Linked DNA regions of Homo sapiens: regions 1 and 2 are each linked to region 3. A link is an interaction called in ENCODE POLR2A ChIA-PET data of the cell type or tissue named here. Cell type or tissue: Caco-2. All regions are shown on one strand. Links, peaks and the distances in the headings refer to the core of each region. The heading gives the core; the rest is flanking DNA.

What was found. ChIA-PET counts read pairs that join two places held together with the same protein. Peaks named below come from ENCODE experiments on the same cell type or tissue, not always from the same donor. Only the 100,000 strongest peaks of a DNase experiment are listed, where the experiment ranks them.
Region 1: POLR2A ChIA-PET joins it to region 3 with 11 read pairs; 4 of 35 experiments call an interaction of 5 or more read pairs at or near these places.
Region 2: POLR2A ChIA-PET joins it to region 3 with 10 read pairs; 4 of 35 experiments call an interaction of 5 or more read pairs at or near these places.

Annotation. Positions count from the first base shown.
Region 1 is chr11:111,715,953-111,722,170 of GRCh38, forward strand. It overlaps SIK2 (salt inducible kinase 2), which reads left to right. Exons shown (of 15, transcript NM_015191.3): 10 at 3,823-4,051; 11 at 4,526-4,810; 12 at 4,947-5,110; 13 at 5,878-5,988. It also overlaps a transcript of PPP2R1B not described here. Among named protein-coding and RNA genes, the nearest start is that of PPP2R1B, 47 kb to the right of the region's middle. In Caco-2, for the core only: no CTCF peak of the experiment used is centred there; no DNase peak of the experiment used is centred there.
Region 2 is chr11:111,620,427-111,626,644 of GRCh38, forward strand. All of the region lies in intron 3 of SIK2 (salt inducible kinase 2), which reads left to right. Among named protein-coding and RNA genes, the nearest start is that of SIK2, 21 kb to the left of the region's middle. In Caco-2, for the core only: no CTCF peak of the experiment used is centred there; DNase peaks (open chromatin) are centred at 3,385 and 4,455.
Region 3 is chr11:111,869,085-111,875,302 of GRCh38, forward strand. It overlaps ALG9 (ALG9 alpha-1,2-mannosyltransferase), which reads right to left and starts at 2,497. Exons shown (of 15, transcript NM_024740.2): 1 at 2,268-2,497; 2 at 1,148-1,286. The coding sequence starts at 2,398. It overlaps FDXACB1 (ferredoxin-fold anticodon binding domain containing 1), which reads right to left. Exons shown (of 5, transcript NM_138378.3): 5 at 4,972-6,218. The coding sequence ends at 5,838. RefSeq lists a silencer at 2,133-2,442. In Caco-2, for the core only: a CTCF peak has its summit at 2,041; DNase peaks (open chromatin) are centred at 1,907, 2,057 and 2,487; H3K4me3 peaks cover 1,589 bases.

The sequences.
Region 1 (6,218 bases), core at 645-5,644, 150 kb before region 3:
CACCACACCCAGCTAAGTTCTGTACTTTTAGTAGAGATGGGGTTTTGCCATGTTGGCCAGGCTGGTCTCGAACTCCTGTCCTCAGGTGATCTGCCCGCCTTGGCCTCCCAAAGTACTGGGATTACAGGCATGAGCCACCATGCCCAGCCCATTTTTAGCATTTTTATTTGAAATGTAATAAAAGGATTTTCCGAATTACCCCCTTCATAGCTGGATAGCAGAAGGGAACTGTGAGGGTAGACCCTGAAAATGCAGACACAGTGGAGGTGTTTCGTGTCTACTTACATTTTTAATAACTTTTTTTATGACAAAGGTAGTACACACAAGGTCTGAAAAGGATATACATCTGGCCAGGTGCGGTGGCTTACACCTGTAATCCAGCACTTTGGGAGGCTGGGTGGATCACCTGAGGTCAGGAGTTCAAGAACAGCCTGGCCAACATGGCAAAACCCCAACTCTACTAAAAATACAAAAATTAGCCAGGCATGGTGGTGCGTGCCTGTAATCCCAGCTACTGAGGAGGCTGAGGCAGGAGAATTGCTTGAACCTGGGAGATGGAGGTTGCAGTGAGCCCAGATTGCACCACTGCGCTCCAGCCTGGGCGACAGAGTGAGACTCTGTCTCACCAAAAAAAGAAAAAAGAAGAAGAAAAATCAGATCAATGAAAAATCAAGTCATTGTTTTCTAGCTGTCCCAGGATAAAATCGAACTCAGCAAATATTTTGTAATAAAAGACATAATTCCTCTTGTAGTCTAGATGAGAAAATAAATGTATAAACTGACAATTTAAGTAAAACCGTAAATTCAGGGGTACTGCCGGGTATTTTGTGTGACTCAGTAAAAATATTAAGGATAAAAAAAGAACCTGCATGAAAAGAAACACTGAACAGACAACCCACAGAATGAGAGAACATTTTTGCAATCTATCCATCTGACAAAGGTCTAATATCCAGCCCATAAGGAACTTAAACAAATTTACAAGAAAAATCCCCATTAAAAAGTGGGCAAAGGACAAGAACAGACACTTCTGAAAAGAAGACCTCATACAGCCAACAAACATATGAAAAAAAGCTCAACAGCGGCCGGGTGTGGTGGCTCACGCCCGTAATCCCAGCACTTTGGGAGGCTGAGGCAGGCGGATCACGAGGTCAGGAGATCGAGACCATCCTGGCTAACATGGTGAAACCCCATCTCTACTAAAAATGCAAGAAAAATTAGCCGGGCGTGGTGATGGGCGCCTGTAGTCCCAGCTACTCGGGAGGCTGAGGCAGGAGAATGGCGTGAACCTGGGAGGCAGAGCTTGCAGTGAGCTGAGATCTCACCACTGCACTCCAGAGCCTGGGCGACAGAGCGAGACTCCGTCTCAAAAAAAAAAAAAAAAAAAAAAAAAAGCTCAACATGACTGATCATTAGAGAAATGCAAATCAAAACCACAATGAGATACTATCTCATGCCAGTCAGAATGGCAATTATTAAAAAGTCAACAACAACAGATACTGGCCTGGTTGCAGAGAGAAAGGAACACTTTTACACTGTTAGTGGGAGTGTAAATTAGTTCAACCATTGTGGAAGACAGTGTGGCAATTCCTCAAGGATCTAGAGGCAGAAATACCATTTGACCCAGCAATCCCATTACTGGGTATATACCCAAAGGAATGTAAATCATTCTATTATAAAGATACATGCATGAGTCTGCTCGTTGCAGCTCTATTCACAACAGCAAAGACATGGAATCAACCCAAATGCCCATCAGTGATAGACTGGATAAAGAAAATGTGGTACATATACACCATGGAATACCATGCATACATAGAAAGGAATGAGATCATGTCCTTTGCAGGGACATGAATGGAGCTGGAAGCCATTATCCTCAGCTGAACAGAAAACCAAACACCACATGTTCTCACGTATAAGTAGGAGTTGAATGGACACATGGAGGGGAACAACACACACTGGGGCCTGTTAGGGGGGCAATGGGAGGGAGAGCATCAGGAAGAATAGCTGATGCATGCAGGGCTTAATACCTAGGTGATAGGTTGACAGGTGCAGCAAACCACCATGACACACGTTTACCTATGTAACAAACCTGCACATCCTGCACACGTACCCTGGAACTTAAAAATTGAAGAAAAAAAAAGAACTTGCTTATATGGCTTATCCTATAAGAAATGTCTGGTAAAATTTTGACGGAGGCCGTAAGTGTAAGGATGCTCAATAGATAATTAATTAATGATCTTCTTTTCTCTGTTGGCTTATTCATTTCTAAACCATTCTTGGCTAGTTTTAGAAAATTGTATTAGTAGAGAGTTAAGGAGCTTAGAGGTATGAATGTAAGTTCTCAAACAGCCATTCTTTCTTGCAAGGAAACTATTAAGTTTAGTCAAAAAGGAAAGTTTATCTGGGGAAGGACCAAGGAGAGAGCAAGAGTTGCTGGCCAGGTTTCAGAGTTTTGCTTTCTGCTGCCATGGGGAAGATTGGCCAGTGTGGAAAGGAAGCATTTACCACTCTTCCTCTTAAATGACCGCTCATCGCTTTAAAACCCTGTAATGCATTAGCCACCTTACCCGAGTGAGGGCTATAGCCCAGAATGGATTTTATGGAATAACCTTCCCCTCCCTGCAGCAAACAAAGATCTGAGTCACCCTAGTCTCCTTCTCCAAATAAAGGGCCTCGCAGCGCCTTCAGATTGGCTGCCATAAGAGGAAAGTTTCCTGTGTGTCTGGTAAAGGGAAACCCCACACCACCTCTCACATACATGAGCTTCTCCTGCTTCCAAAGGAAACAGTAGCTCTACCCAGTGTTTTCCAGGTGAAAGTACTGCTTAGAACTCAGCGTCTTATGACTGGCTGTTCCTGAGCAGCTATTCATAGGAGAAAATGGATTGATTTCCACGGGGGAATAGTTAAGGTAATGAGGTAAATAATTACCTCCTCACAGGGGCCTTTACCAGCCAGAACTTGCAACCACAACCCCCATGCCAGTATGCTGTTCTGCCTGCCATTAGGCAGTGTGCGTGGCAACTGCATGGGAAGGGCCAATGCTTGCGGGGAGCTGTGCTGCGCTCACCCCTGTGGGATAGGAACCATCGATAACGTATATGTTGCTGGAGGAGACAAAATTCAGTGCACTGGGGCTTATTAGCCTCTGCTGGAATTTTGGGCCAGTGAGCCCTTTGTTATTCTACAATGGGAGGCTTTGGCTGTCTGCCATTTGAATTTTTTTCAATCCTTTTTGTGGTATCAGTCTGTCTATATAGAATTCTTACTTTCCATTCCCCAGGCATATAGAACCAATTAAAGACTAAATCAAATGGGCAGGTACTTAAATTTTGAACATAAAAGTCTTTCTAAAACCTTCCATTATGTTTATGGTTGAAAAAATAGAAGAATCTTGGTGACTACCCCTTTTTTTTTTTTTTTTTTTAGCAATGAGCCAAGTAGTTAAAAAAAAAAAAACAACTCATCTTCCCCCTCTTCATTTCCCTTATTTAAAAAAAAATAATAACTGGTAGTCCTCAAACTAATATACCCCTGTTCTTCTGGAAACCACTAAAAAAGTTGTTTATTGTAATAATGATGACTCAGAGAAACCTGGGCAGCAGTGCCAGTTTGGGTCATCATGGGCTTCTGTCTCAGAGTTCTGAGTCCTGCAGTTGACTTGCCTTCACTTCTAATCTATGTGTTGTCATGCATAATAAATATGTGCATGTTTAAATATTTTACTTAATTTCTAGTTCGCCACAAGTCTTGACATGTTTTCCTTTGTGGATTTTTCTGTCTCAGCAGTGCAGAAACTGAGTTTCCTCTCTCCCCTGGCGTTTAGGTCAATGGCTGTCTGCTTGACCCTGTGCCTCCTGTCCTGGTGCGGAAGGGATGCCAGTCACTGCCCAGCAACATGATGGAGACCTCCATTGACGAAGGGCTGGAGACAGAAGGAGAGGCCGAGGAAGACCCCGCTCATGCCTTTGAGGCATTTCAGTCCACACGCAGCGGGCAGAGACGGCACACTCTGTCAGAAGTGACCAATCAACTGGTCGTGATGCCTGGGGCAGGTACGGTAGAGGAGCGACACTAGCTTGAGTCTTCATGGCATCATGTCATACTCCAATTGCCAACAAGTGGTCACGATGCCAGCCAACACCTAAAATTGAGTCGATAGCTTATTCCTTTATGGATTAGATTCAGCAGGTATAGCAGACACAGCCTGGCAGCAGCTATCAAAGGTGAATTGAAATGTCTCTGAGTTGGCTCCCATAGTCCCCAGGATTCATCTGGGTGCCACGTGATTGATCAGGGACTCTGGCTCTTTTGGACTGGCTGAGATCTTACAGATGCCACTTCTGGAGTGTTTTCCCCACTAAACTTGAAGATGACTAAATTGGCCAGTAAAAGGGCTCTGAAAAGATGTTTTGATTGGAAATTAAGGACATGGTAGCTGTCAAAACTCAAGCTGGTTATGCTTTGTACCCTATGTTCCAAGGAGATGCTATTGCTGTTGGTTTTATCTGTTCTGTTTTCTCTTAAAGGGAAAATTTTCTCCATGAATGACAGCCCCTCCCTTGACAGTGTGGACTCTGAGTATGATATGGGGTCTGTTCAGAGGGACCTGAACTTTCTGGAAGACAACCCTTCCCTTAAGGACATCATGTTAGCCAATCAGCCTTCACCCCGCATGACATCTCCCTTCATAAGCCTGAGACCTACCAACCCAGCCATGCAGGCTCTGAGCTCCCAGAAACGAGAGGTCCACAACAGGTCTCCAGTGAGCTTCAGAGAGGGCCGCAGAGCATCAGATACCTCCCTCACCCAGGGTGAGCACTTCCTCCTCTGCTTTTTGAAACTCGCGTCGTAGGAGAGCAGTTTCTTGCCATGTTGGTGTGGTCACCTGTGGTCACTGAAAGGCCTTGTATTTTAGTTAAACTGTTTGGTCTTGGTGCTTTCTTTCAGGAATTGTAGCATTTAGACAACATCTTCAGAATCTGGCTAGAACCAAAGGAATTCTAGAGTTGAACAAAGTGCAGTTGTTGTATGAACAAATAGGACCGGAGGCAGACCCTAACCTGGCGCCGGCGGCTCCTCAGCTCCAGGACCTTGCTAGCAGCTGCCCTCAGGTGGGTACCTTGGGCCCTTCCCTCAATGGCTCTGTGAGGATGAGGTGTGAGTTTGTCCTGAAGATGGTCATTTTCACTTAGAGGATTTCCTCCAGTCCTGGAGCAAACAGGCTGTTTGGGAAAACCCACAGCTTCTTTGCCTTGTTGCTGCCACCTGCCACTGACGGGTTCAACCCATCCACGCTGCTTCCAAGTGATCAATACCAGATGGAGGCCTGGACACTCTCAAGCTGTTTTTGGCTCACAGGGCAGAGTACAGATGAGTGACCTCTTACAGTCGCCCTTGAACTCCCCTTCTCCTGCCACACACACACCCAAATGAAAAATACACAAATGAACTACACCCAAATGAGAAGCTTCTCACCACTACTTTTGATGTGGTATCACTTTAGTAAATACTACAAGTGGATTATTCATACTAAAAATACAATAAATACTGCTACTTACCTGATTTTATTTTGAGCCTATTTTCAGTGCATCCAAGAGGATTATAGTTCGAGGCCCACATGAAGGCCATAGCCTCCTGGTGACACCAAGAGTCTTTGCTCTAGTACTGACTAGGTAATTGTTAACTAGAGATAATACATGCATAAATGTTCTGCAGAGTAATGAGCCCTCAGCCTACTGGCTCTGTAAAAGCTTTGAGTATTAATAAGTCTCAGTGGAGTTGGTATTCCTATTGGACATTGCAAAGGTGCTTCAGCTAAGAACTGAGACGTTTTTCCCCATGGGGAATTGAAAATTGTTTCCACCCCCTTGCTCCTCAGGAAGAAGTTTCTCAGCAGCAGGAAAGCGTCTCCACTCTCCCTGCCAGCGTGCATCCCCAGCTGTCCCCACGGCAGAGCCTGGAGACCCAGTACCTGCAGCACAGACTCCAGGTGGGTCCTTCTCCTTGCGAGTCCACCTCACTCTGCTCATCCAGAATCTGTTCTTCTGCAAAGCAGAAACGTGTTTTGCCTGGCATTTATTTAGGGTAGCTGCTTGATTCCTTATAGGCAAGTAGCTTTGACTCTGTACTTGGAGTTTCTAGAAACGTGTTCAGATCTAGCTTTGTGCTGTGTGTTGGTGGTGGGAAAGGCTTTGTCCTCAAGCCCCACGAAAGGATATG
Region 2 (6,218 bases), core at 670-5,669, 250 kb before region 3:
TATTAATTTGAAAAATTCACTAATCTGCATGAATGGGGTATTTTCTGTTAATTTTCTGCTTATTTAAGTGTTGGTAATATAAGTGAAAAAAAATTAAGTGTTAGAAAATATTCAGTAACCTAAAATATGAAATATAACTTATTTCCTTGTATTTATTATATTAAAGGTACTACTTCTGTCATCTCTATTAGAGACTGGAGAATCAAACATATGGAGGAACTTTTAGTCATATTGCAAAGGATATTTTCTTTCTTTTTATCTTCCTTTTTACCTTTCTTTTCTATGGAAAGATTAGTCAGCAAATATTTATTAAGCTTCTACTATGTCCCAGGCATTGTACTAGGTAATGGGGATACTCTAGTGACCTAAATAGCACAATCTCTGTTATTGTGGATCTTACAGTTTAGTAAAGTATTCACTATAGGGGTAAGACCTCAGGCAAATCACTAAACCTCTCTGGGACTTGATTCCTTTATCTCTAGTAAGAAAGTATTTGATTGGTGTTTATGATTCATTCGAACTTTAAAAAAAATTTAAATATTTTATTCTAGCTTTCACCTAAAATATCTGTTTATTTTTACTGTGTGGAACCAGAGCACTGTAGGTATCTAAATCTTTTTTGTTCTTAAAGTCCAAAATTGTTTTTTAAGCAGCTTTATTGAAGAATAATTCATATGTAGTAAATTACACGTATTTAATGCGTACAATTTAATGTTTTGATACACGTTTGTGAAACAGTCACCACAGTCAAAATATCCATCACTTCCAGAAGTTTCTTTGTGCCCTCTTTGTAACTCTTTTGCCCCATCTGACACCCAAAAAACCACTGACCTGTTTTTTGTCATTATGGATCAGTTTGTATCTTTTGGAGTTTTATATAAATGGAATTATACAGGATATACTCAAATGTAATCATACAGGATATATTCTTTTTTTGGTCTAGCTTCTTTCCTTTACTATAATTATTTTGGGATTCATCCCATTTTATTGTATATATCAACATATAATTTCTTTTTATTGCAAGTAGTATTATATTATATGAATATACCCCAGTTTGCTTATTCATTCATCTATCTATTGATAGACATTTGGGTTGGTTTCAGTTTTTGGCTATTATACATAAGTTACTATGTACATTCGTATACAAGTCTACACAGTCTACCTTCAGGTAATACTTACCACTTCGCATATAATATAAGAACCTTGGCTGGGCACAGTGGCTCACACCTGTAATCCCAGCACTTTTAGGAGGTCAAGGTGGGTGGATCACCTGAGGTCAGGAGTTCAAGACCAGCCTGGCCAACATGGTGAAACCCCTCCCTACTAAAAATACAAAAATTAGCTAGGTGTGGTAGTGCATGCCTGTAATCCCAGCTACTAGGCAGGCTGAGGCAGGAGAGTCACTTGAACTCGGAGGCGGAGGCTGCAGTGAGCCACGACCGCACCACTGTACTTTAGCCTGGGCAACAGAGTGAGATTTCATCTCAATTAAAAAAAAAAAACCTTACATCAGTGTACTTCTCTTTTGCCCCTCCTGGCCTTTATGTTCTTGTTGTCATATTTTACTTAAACGTATTTTATAAAACATAATACAGTGCTATTTTTCTTTAAACAATTATCTTTTAAAGAGATTTCCACATTTTTTGAAAATTATCTATCAGTGTAGCTACCTTTTTCTTTAAACAATTATCTTTTCAAGAGATTTCCATATTTTTTGAAAATTGCATCTATTTATCAATGCAGCTACCATTTCTGCATTCATATGTATGTATATATTTTTATCTAATGTCATTTTTCTTTTGTCTGAAGGATTTTCTTTTCTTTTTTTTTTTTTTTTTTTTTTTTTTGAGGCAGAGTCTTGCTCTGTCGCCCAGGCTGGAGTGCAGTGGCACGATCTCAGCTCACTGCAAGCTCCGCCTCCCAGGTTCACGCCATTCTCCTGCCTCAGCCTCCCAAATAACTGGTCCTACAGGCACCCACCACCACACCCGGCTAATTTTTTGTATTTTAGTAGAGACGGGGTTTCACCGTGTTAGCCAGGATGGTCTCGATCACCTGACATCGTGATCCGCCCGCCTCAGCCTCCCAAAGTGCTGGGATTACAGGCGTGAGCCACCGCACCCGGCGTCTGAAGGATTTTCTTTAGTGTTTCTTGTAGCACAGATCTGCTGGTGATGAAATATTTCAGCTTTTATATGTCTAAAGTAGTCTTTATTTTTGTCTTTGTTTTTGAAAGATATTTGTACTAGGTATAGAATTCTAAATGGACTTTTTTTCTTTCAGTACTTTAAATATGTTGCTTCACTGTCTTCCCATTTGCACTGTTTCTGACAAAAAAACCACTGTTATCTTTTTCTTTATTCCTGTGTATATAATGTGCCTTTTTTCTCTGGCTGCTTTTAAGGCTTTCTATTTACCACTGGTTTCAACAATTTCATTATGATGAGCCTTTGTGTGGTTTTCTTCATGATTCTTATGTTTGGTGTTCATTGAGCTTTTTGGATCTGTGACTATACTCTTTTCATCAAATTTGGATATTTTTCAGCCATTATTTTCTAACTAATTTTTCTCTTCCACCCCCTCTCTTCTCCTTCAGATATTCCAGTCAAATGTATATTAAACTGTTTGAAATTGCCCCACAGCTCACTGATGCTCTTTTCCATTTTTAAAAAATTCCTTTTTTTCTATTTCATGTTGAGTAGTTGCTATTTCTGTCTTTAAATTCACGAATCTTTTCTTCTGCCATTAATCCCATCCAGTGTATTTGTCATCTCAGACATTGTAGTATTCTTTTCTATAAACTTGACTAGGACTGTTTTTTAATGCCTTCCATGTCTTTACTGATCTTTCTGAACATCTAGAATCCAGTTATGATAATTTTTAATGTCCATGTCTGCTGATTTCCAGCATCTCTGTCAGTTCTAGGTTGGTTTTGATTGGTTGATGTTTCTCCTCAGTTTTGGTTACATTTTCCTATTTCATTACATGTCTGGTAGTCTTTGATTGGATGCTAGACATTGCCAATTTTACCTTGAGCACCACATATTTTTGTGTTACTTTAGGTTTTCTTGAACTTTGTTCTGGGATGCAGTTAAGCCTACTTGGAAACAGTTTGATCCATTTGGGTCTTGCCTTCATAATTGAAACAGTGCTCAGTCTGGGTCTAGTTACTTCCCACTTCTGAGTACTCTACTCAATGCCCCATGAATGCTGAGGTTTTTTGGCCTGACAAGTAGGAACAGGCACCATTCCTGGCTTTGTGTAAGCACCAGGCAGTGTTCTCTCTCAGCCTCTCAGATGGTTTTTTCTCTGGCCTCTGGTGGTTTTCCCTCACACGTGAGCCAATCAGCACTCTCCTGAGTGCTCAAGGGACGGATCCCTCTGCAGACCTTTGGACTTCTTTCTGTGTGTAGCTCACTCTTATCTGGGACTCTCAGCATTGTCTACTCAACTCAAAGACATTGCTGGGCCACACCTGGGTTTCCCCTCCCTGTGCTGTGGCGTAGAGATTCTCTCAAGGCATTAGTTGGAACATTCATGGTCTCGCCTCATTTGTCACCTGTTGCTCAGGGTTCACTTTCCTTTGCCTGATGTCCAGTGTCTTATAAACCATTCTCTCATGTATTTTGTATTTTTGTTGTTGAAGATGGGAAGGTTGTTTCAGGCTGGAGGACAAATCTATCTTAGCCAAAAGCAGAATTATTTAGTCCTTTCAAATGTGTTATTAATTTAAGGTATTTTAAAGAGAAAGAACCATATGCACTTCTATAGTTTTGAAAAATACACTATTTGCAGTAGGATTCTAAATAAATAGTTCTGACTAAACTCATTGTATTTCAGAAAAGTTGTCTGTTTCCCTCTTTTGCTTAATTTTTTCTTTTATATGCTACTACTTAATAAGCTTATTTTAATTCTTAAAATATTTGTTTTAGCTAGCAGCATCTTGACTGATGCTATAATAGGCTGTTATGGGCTTTGAAGCTAAGCAAATCTGATTTACAATGCCGGCTATACCATATTAATTGTTAACATTACTTTGGGCAGGTTTCTTTCCTTTTCTTCCCTTTTTCCTCTTTATTCATTTTATTTTTCTTGCCTTTCTTTCCTATTTCTTACATTCACTTATTCATTCATTTATTCAGTCTTTCAAGAAATCCTTATTGAAAACCAATTACTTGTCACACACTGTTATGTGGTAAGAAAACTGCAATGAAGAAAATAGACAAAAATCTCTACTCTTTTACATTCTAGTTTGGGAGAGAGAAACAAAATAGCTGAATTATGTAGTAGATTAGATAGTGATGAGTGCTATGTAAATAATAAAGCAAGGCTGGTTGGTTGGGAGGCATGGGAGTTGATTGCAAAATTAAATAGAGTGGTCAGAGGCTGGTTGGTTGGGAGGCATGGGAGTTGATTGCAACATTAAATAGAGTGGTCAGAGAAGGCCTCGCTGGCATTTGAGCACAGACTTTAAAGCACAGTCATGTCGATATGGTAGAACAGAGATTACCCAGGGAGAGGGAAGAATAAATGCAAATCCCTGAGGCAGCAGTGTGCTTGGTGTGTCCAAGGGGTAACAGGGAGGCCAGTATGGCTCAAGAGGAGCAAGCAAGAGAGAAGAGCAAGGAGGAAGAACAGTAGAAGAGGAGGTCAGAGGGTAAATGAGAGGCAGGAGTAGGGCAGATTTGGGGGCATTGTGTAGGCCATTAGAAGGATTTTGACTCTTACATGAATAAAATTAGGGAACCATTTTCGGCTGGATTTCAGCACAGAAGTGACTGCATCTAATGTATCATTTTAAAAGCATCACTCTGGCTGCTGTGTTGAGAATGGGAAAGGGTGGAGACAGGGAAACCAGGTAGGAAGCTGTTGGAGTAGTTCCAGTGAGGGGTGTTGACAGCCCAGACCGGGGAGTAGCAGTACAGGTAGTCCTAAGTGGTCAAACTCAGAATATATTTTGAAGTACAATCAGTAGGACTTCTCGACAGGTGGAGACTACCTAAGTAATAGGTATAATTATGGAAGAGGCCAAGATCTGATCCCTGAGGCATTTAAACATTAAAAGATTTAGAAAAGAGGAGAAACTAGCAGAAGAGACAGAGGAGGAAGAAAACCAAGAGAATGTGGTATCCTAGAAACCAAGTGACCAAAGTATTCTCAGAAGGATCAAGTGAACATCTGTGACAAATGATGCCGATAGATCAAAAATGATGAGGAATGACAGTTGACCATTGTATACTGCAGTTTGGTAAGAGCAGTTTTGGTGGAGTGACTGGGCCAAAAGCTAGATTGAAGGGGCTTACAGAGCAAATGAGAGAAGAAAAATGGAGAGAGCAAAATAGACAACCCTTTCAAGGAGTTCTGCTGCAAAAAGGGAAAAAAGAAATGAGGTAGTAGGTAGAGGCAATGAGTCAAGAGAAGGATTTTTAAGCCTTTGCCCATTGGAACATTTTTAAAGCTTTGGACTGTAGTTTTACAAGTAAAGTAGAAATAGCTGTTACATGTTAGGCATCATTTCTATGAAAATAGGATAGTCTAAATTGTTCTTTCTTGCTAAGATCTTTGAAACAAATTTGGATTACATTGTTTTATACACATTGAGACATAATTTGGGGATTTTTAAATGTATAAGGTTTATATTTAAAGTAAAATCTCTAGGGTAAATGGTCAATTGGAGTTCTGGAAAGAAGAATCTGATGTCCACAGAAAAGTTGGACAGTGAATGCTATTATCTTATTTTCCACTCTTGGGTACAGTTAATTTCTTGACCATTGAAGATAATGAGTAATAGAATTAATTTAAAAAGATCATGAAATCTTTGGATAGTCTTCACTAGTTTGGAAGGGAAGAAGCTGAATTTAAAGGAGATGTGGAGATCATTTAGTTCAATTTGTTTTTATTTGCCTTGACTTTGTCATACAGCTTGAAGCCCAGCAGAACTCATGATCTTTTTTTTTTTTTTACAAAACTATTTCTCTCTTTTCCCTTACTTGGCTTAAACTGGAAACCTTGATGTCAGTATTGATTCCTTTTCCTTCCTACCTGAATGAGGTTTTGAATCCTGCCTATTCTACTTCCTAAGTATTTCTCTAGGAGGTCCCCATCTCTATAACCACTGTTAATGCCTCAGGTTAGGGTCCTCACTCTTCCTTCTCTGTATGTTGTGTCATTATCTCCTAACTGATCTATTTTTCATTTTCTTCAGAATTGTCTTTCTG
Region 3 (6,218 bases), core at 512-5,511:
GCACTCCAGCCTGGGCGATCTGCAATTGATGGATAAAAAAGGAATCAAAATGATACAATATTTAAAATATTAAGACATTATAAATTTTACAAGATTGCTGTTTGGTCAACACTGAAAGCTTAAATTTTACCTTCTACTTATTTTTTCTCAATACTTGTTAGCCAAAACAGAAAACCTCTAAATTTTATATTCTCCTTAAACAACCTACACTTAACAGTCTTCCTTCATTTTTTTAATTCAAAATGTGATCAGAAAATTTTACCTTTGAATTTTCTATAATAAAAGTCAACAGGTAATGTGTAAATCAATAAATAGCAATAAAAGTATACTATTTAGTAACACTATTTTGGTAACCGTCAGAAGAAATAACTTAAAAAGTGAAAAAAAGTGGTTGCTTCTGGAAAGTAGGATTTGGACACGAGAAGTGGAATAGAAAGCTACTGTTTTTCCTTTAGGTATTTTAGTAGTTGTTAACTTTAAAAACTATCTCCAGGTATTATTTTCATTTAAAAAAAAAAAGAAAATTACAAATTACACCTTTGTGTAAACCAGCTAAATTCCCTACAGCCTTCAATAGCAGGTAAATCATCCGCTTAGAATACAAAAGTGAAAACATGTTACTGGCCAGGCCCAGTGGCTCACGCCTGTAATCCCAACACTTTGGAAGGCGAGGTGAGAGGATCGCTTGAGCCTAGGAGTTAAATACCAGCCTCGGTGACATAATGAGCCCCCATCTCTGTTTTTTGAGACAGAGTCTCGCTCTGTTGCCCAGGCTGGAGTGCAATGGTGTGATCTCGGCTCACTGTAAACTCTGCCTCCCATGATCAAGCATTTCTCCTGCCTCAGCCTCCCGAGTAGCTGGGACTACAGGCGCCCACCACCATGCCCGGCTAATTTTTGTATTTTTAGTAGAGTCGGGGTTTCACCATGTTGGTCAGGCTGGTCTCGAATTTCTGACCTCAGGCAATTCACCGGCCTCAGCCTCCCAAAGTGCTGGGATTATAGGCCTGTTTTTTTGTTTTTTTTTTTAAGAAAATACAGTTATTTTACTAGGAGTCACACTTGTATATTATTTGTCTCTCGATTGGTAATAACACCTATGCTGCAAAATCAAGAACAAAAAGAGAAAACTAAAGAAATCACCTACTGGCTCCCAGTAGTTGAATGTTTCATCACAGTCAGAGATGTTGCTCAGGAGAGCAGCACATAACCTTGCTGAAAGCAGACACTTGAAAGCAGTAGATCCTTCAGGTGCCCAGACTTGTCCTGCTTTGTTCCCAGATAACCTGTTCAAAAGCAAAAAAAAAAAAAAAAAAAAAAGCATGTCAGGAAGGACCTGCTAATCAGAAGACCTAAATCTAGATAGAAAGGACAAAAAGGGCAAGGGACATCAAAGCACTTAAGTTATTCACCTAAAAAGGTGAATAGCTAGTTGTTTTTTCTCAGTAAAATTAATAAAAATTCAGATTTTTAAGAAAAAATTTTTATGAGATAGGGTCTTGCTATGTTGCCCAGGCTGGACTTAAACTCCTAGGCTCAAGTAATCCTCCTGCCTCAGCCTTCTGAAGAATTGACTTTAATCACTCAATCACTCCTTCCACTTCCTGCTTTTAAGGCATAAATTAACTCATACACTTTAGCTCAATGCATTTATGTCACTCCATTTATCCCAAGCCAACTAATCACTCACTTGAAGGCCACAAAGCTGTCATTCTCCTTTTCTTTCTTTTCTTAACAAGGTCATTGCTTTTGATGGCTTTATTCATTCCCCCTTATGTTCAGATAGAAGCCTAGGTGCAAGGTACATAGCCTACTCCAATTCCATATGTTGACAGCTCCCTTAATGCAGTTCTAACCTGCAGCCTCCAGGGTTTGGGAAGAGGTGATGGCGGGTTGGATGGGCCCAGTAAAGGGTCGGGACTTGAGGGAGAATAAAAGGAGCTGTGAGGAACAGCCGTAAAAGGTATACTCTTTGATCCTGTCTACATCTCCCACAGAGGCTGTGCCCACTCTAGGCCTGGCCCAGGAGCATCACAGATCCGCACTCCAAGGCAGTTTTACAGCGCAGTGGAGGGATCTAAGGTGGGCGAAGACTGAATGCTGACCCGCCCAGGAAGACCAATAGGACCTAGCTGAAGAGGGAGCTCGGGCCTCCCGCGGTGAGGCCAGGCCGGACTGAGCCCCGCGCGCCACAGCTAAGACCCTCCCGGGGGCAGCCCCGAACCGCCCCGCCGGCCGGCCACGCCCCTGCCGCGCCGCACACGTACTCGGTCCGGTGCTCCGCGCCGCCCGCCTCTCGGCTGCCCAGCAGCTCCCGCAGCTTGTCCGCAGCCGGGGCCGTATCCCCACTGCTGGCCCCGCTGCCCTTCAGGCGCTGCCGAGCCCCTCGACTAGCCATGGCAAGCCTGGGGAAAAAAGAATTCGGCACCCTATGAAGTCGGTGAGCGCGCAGACATAGCTTTGGCTGGCAAACGGTGTCCGCCGAGGGACAAAAGACCTTGACATGCGCAGAAAATACTAAATTATAGCGTTACTGGGCCAATTGGGGCAGATCCCCGAGTAGCGAAGAAATAGAACCTGAGGAGTTTCTTCATCAGGGCTGTCCCATCCACCTGCTTCTAACTCTAGCCATTCCTACCTCCCTCCAACCCTCTTTTCCGTCACTTTTCAGCATTCTCCATTCTCAAAAAAAAAAAAAACCACCTCTCAGCTCCCCTATTTAAATGAAAAAACAAATAGAAAGTGATTAAAGAAATCTACATAGTGAGATGTGAAGTATTCAGTTAAATATCACAGCACAGCTATCTACTAAAAGGTCCTTAAAATGTCATTTTTAACACCTTGCCTTCTCTGTATTTTGGTAAGAGTGACAGAGGCAGCCTGTAGCTAAAAACTGCTTCAGAGAGACAAACCGGTAATGGCAGAGTGTAGACTGATGAAATTCTGTGCGGCAAATTGAACCAGATGTCCATCACTGTCATCGCTACTACGGCATTGTGGTAGGCATTTTACATATTTTATCCTTTTTAAACTTAATACAACAACCTTGTTTTATTTACCAGGAAACTAAATAAACTTGGAGCTAGTAAATGGTGGAGCTATGTTCCAGCCCAGGACTATCTTACCGGAAAGCCCATGCTCTCTCTTCCCACCAGATCTGGTGAAAGGTCTTCATTTCCTACAATCATTTTTATACTGGCACATTGATGATATCATACCTGTGACCCCCATATCTTGGGGGTCATTCATCTAATCCTGACACTCTATCCACTCCTCTAATCACAGAGCTATATCCTACCCTGTCGAGCTCCATGCCAGTAACTGGGACAAGTTTATAGAGGGAATGCTAATCTCTTGACAAGGTCTCAGAAGGTTGTGATTTCCTACTAAAAATTCCCAAGTATTGAAAATGGAGATTGATCATATTGCTCAATTCTCACATGCAGTCATTAGTTACCAAGTTCAAATATCCAGCTTAACTCTTTTTTTCTTTTCTTTTTCTTCTTTTTTTTTTTTTTTTTTTGAGACAAGAGTCTTCCTTGCTCACCCAGGCTAGAGTGCAGTGGCACAATCTCAGCTTACTGCAACCTCTGCCCCCTAGGTTCAAGAGATTGTCTTGCCTCAGCCTCCCTAGTAGCAGGGACTATTGCCACCACACTGGCTAATTTTTGTATTTTTAGTAGAGATTAGGTTTCGTCATGTTGGCCAGGCTGGTCTGGAACTCCTGGCCTCAAGTGATCCACTTACCTCAGCCTCCCAGAATGCTGGGATTATAGGCGTGAGCCACTACACCCAGCCTAACTGTATCTCATATACCCATCTCCTCCTTTTCATTTAAGTCTAATGCAGGTCCCTCCCTGTCTACGTAGGACTAACACAATAGCATCTCCACAGGGATCACTCATCTCAAATTCATCCTGTGCAACATTAACCAGTTAATTTTCCAAAGCACTACTCTGGGGCACTTCCTTAATAAAAAACCACCGGATGTTTTCCTATTGCCTACCAAATAAAGTACAAACTCCTTATTCTAGCATTTGGTATTCATGAACTCCAGCCCCAACTTACCGTTCCAATCTTATCTCCCACTACTTTCCTATGCACACTTTACATCCCAGCTAACTAGCCTAGAAAGTGCCCCCAAATGCTCCCTTATCTATATCTCTGTTTATGGATGTCCTCTGCCCAAAATGCACACCCTACTTGCCTAACAATTCTCCCTTCACATTCCTGCCCTTGTTTTAAGATCCAGCTTTCAAACGCTACCTTATACATGTACCAAGCACTACTGAGGATAGAAGAAAGGGATAAATCACATTACCTGCCATCAGTTAGCAAAATAGTCAATGTGGAGAGCTCAGCAATAGATGTGTCTGTAAGAGATCCCTTGATTCTTTATCCCACTCCCCAAACTTACTCGTATGGCAGTGTTTCCATCCAAGTTAATGACACTTCCAATCTTCTAGGTATTCAGGTCAAAAACCTAGTAGTCTTGCTTAATTCCTTTATTTCTCTAACCCCACACCTCTCTCACCCACACACAAATGTTTAATTCATCAGCAAGTCCTTCCAAATATTATCCAACCCAACATTTTACCACCTTGGTCCAGGTCATTATCTCATTTGCATTACTGCAATAACCTCCTAATTTGTCTCTGTACTTCCATTCTTGCCTTCCCAAGTGCTTTTCTCTAAGAATAAATAAGACAGTCATGTCTCTCACAGAATATAATCCCAAATGTGGAGCCTAACTATTAACAGGAGCATACATTACTTCACATTAGAGTACCGCATTCTGCAGAATCCTAAGCTAATTTTCCAGTGTCCCTTAGAGATACTTACAACAGAAGGCCCCAAAATCCAGAGAGGCAAAGTTTAATCACAGTTGAACGATTACTGTTAAAGACTAGGGAAGAAGTAACAGAAAGTAGCAGAAAGAACATGGGCTTTAGAGTCAAACAGACCCAAATGTTAACCCTAAATCTGACACTTTATTCGTTCCATGACTTTCAACCACAGAATTAAAATGGTGATGATTATAATAATAATACCAAAATTAATGTGGAATATTTGCAATTTCCCAAGCTAATAAATGTTAGTCTGATGCCAAAAACTACTCTCATAAGGTGATTTAATGAAATGATACAACAAAGTTAAGGGAAGAGTAATTGACAGTGTGGAAAACATATTTATATTTGATGAGACACTTAAGTTCTACTGCCTGTTCAACAATAGAGCATCTAAAGTACAAGATGCTGTTTTGTTTATTGTTTTAGTCACTTCTCGGGACCAAAATATTACACAACTCCAAATGTCACCAATCACATTATAATCTATAAGTTTCAGTAATAGAGTCAAGGTATCTTTAAGATCAACTAACAGTAGGCCGGGCGCGGTGGCTCACATCTATAATCCCAGCACTTTGGGAGGCCGACGCAGGCAGATCACGAGGCCGGGAGATTGAGACCATCCTGGCTAACACGGTGAAACCTCGTCTCTACTAAAAATACAAAAAAAAAAATTAGCCAGGCGTGGTGGCAGGTGCCTGTAGTCCCAGCTACTCGGGAGGCTGAGGCAGGAGAATGGCATGAACCTGGGAGGTGGAGCTTATAGTGAGCTGATATCATGCCACTGCCACTGCACTCCCGCCTGGGCGGCAGAGCAAGACTCCGTCTCAAAAAAAAAAAAAAAAAAAGATCAACGAACAGTAGCTATGGTCACAAAGTAAAAGATTTTACAAAAACAAAAATCCAGAAAGGACTACTGGTTGCAAGTTGGTAATTTTCCTCCACATCCCCCGCAATGAAGGATCACACTGCAGAAAAGGATTTACCAAACTACCGAGGTATAACATATAGGTGTTGTTGAATCTCCTTCCTAAACTGGGACTGCATTGATGCTACTTGCTGCTGGGTGAGGGCCTTGTCACAGGTCTGGTAGGTCAATCTATAGCAGAGACTGACCTGTTGAGTCTTTGGATGCTGGAAACGGCTAAGAAACTGTATGGATATAATAGTGTCCTGAGACACTGCTCGGGCCACAGTGTGAAACTCTAGTTCATCAAATCCTTTCTTCTGATCTATCCAAAAACTAACATCATGCACATAACATGGAGGATACAGAGAATGACTTTTAAAGGGTTCTATTTTGCCAGGGACAAAATTTTTCAGGAAACGGTTATCAAACGTCCACAACATTCTCCAGTCAGAGATACACCA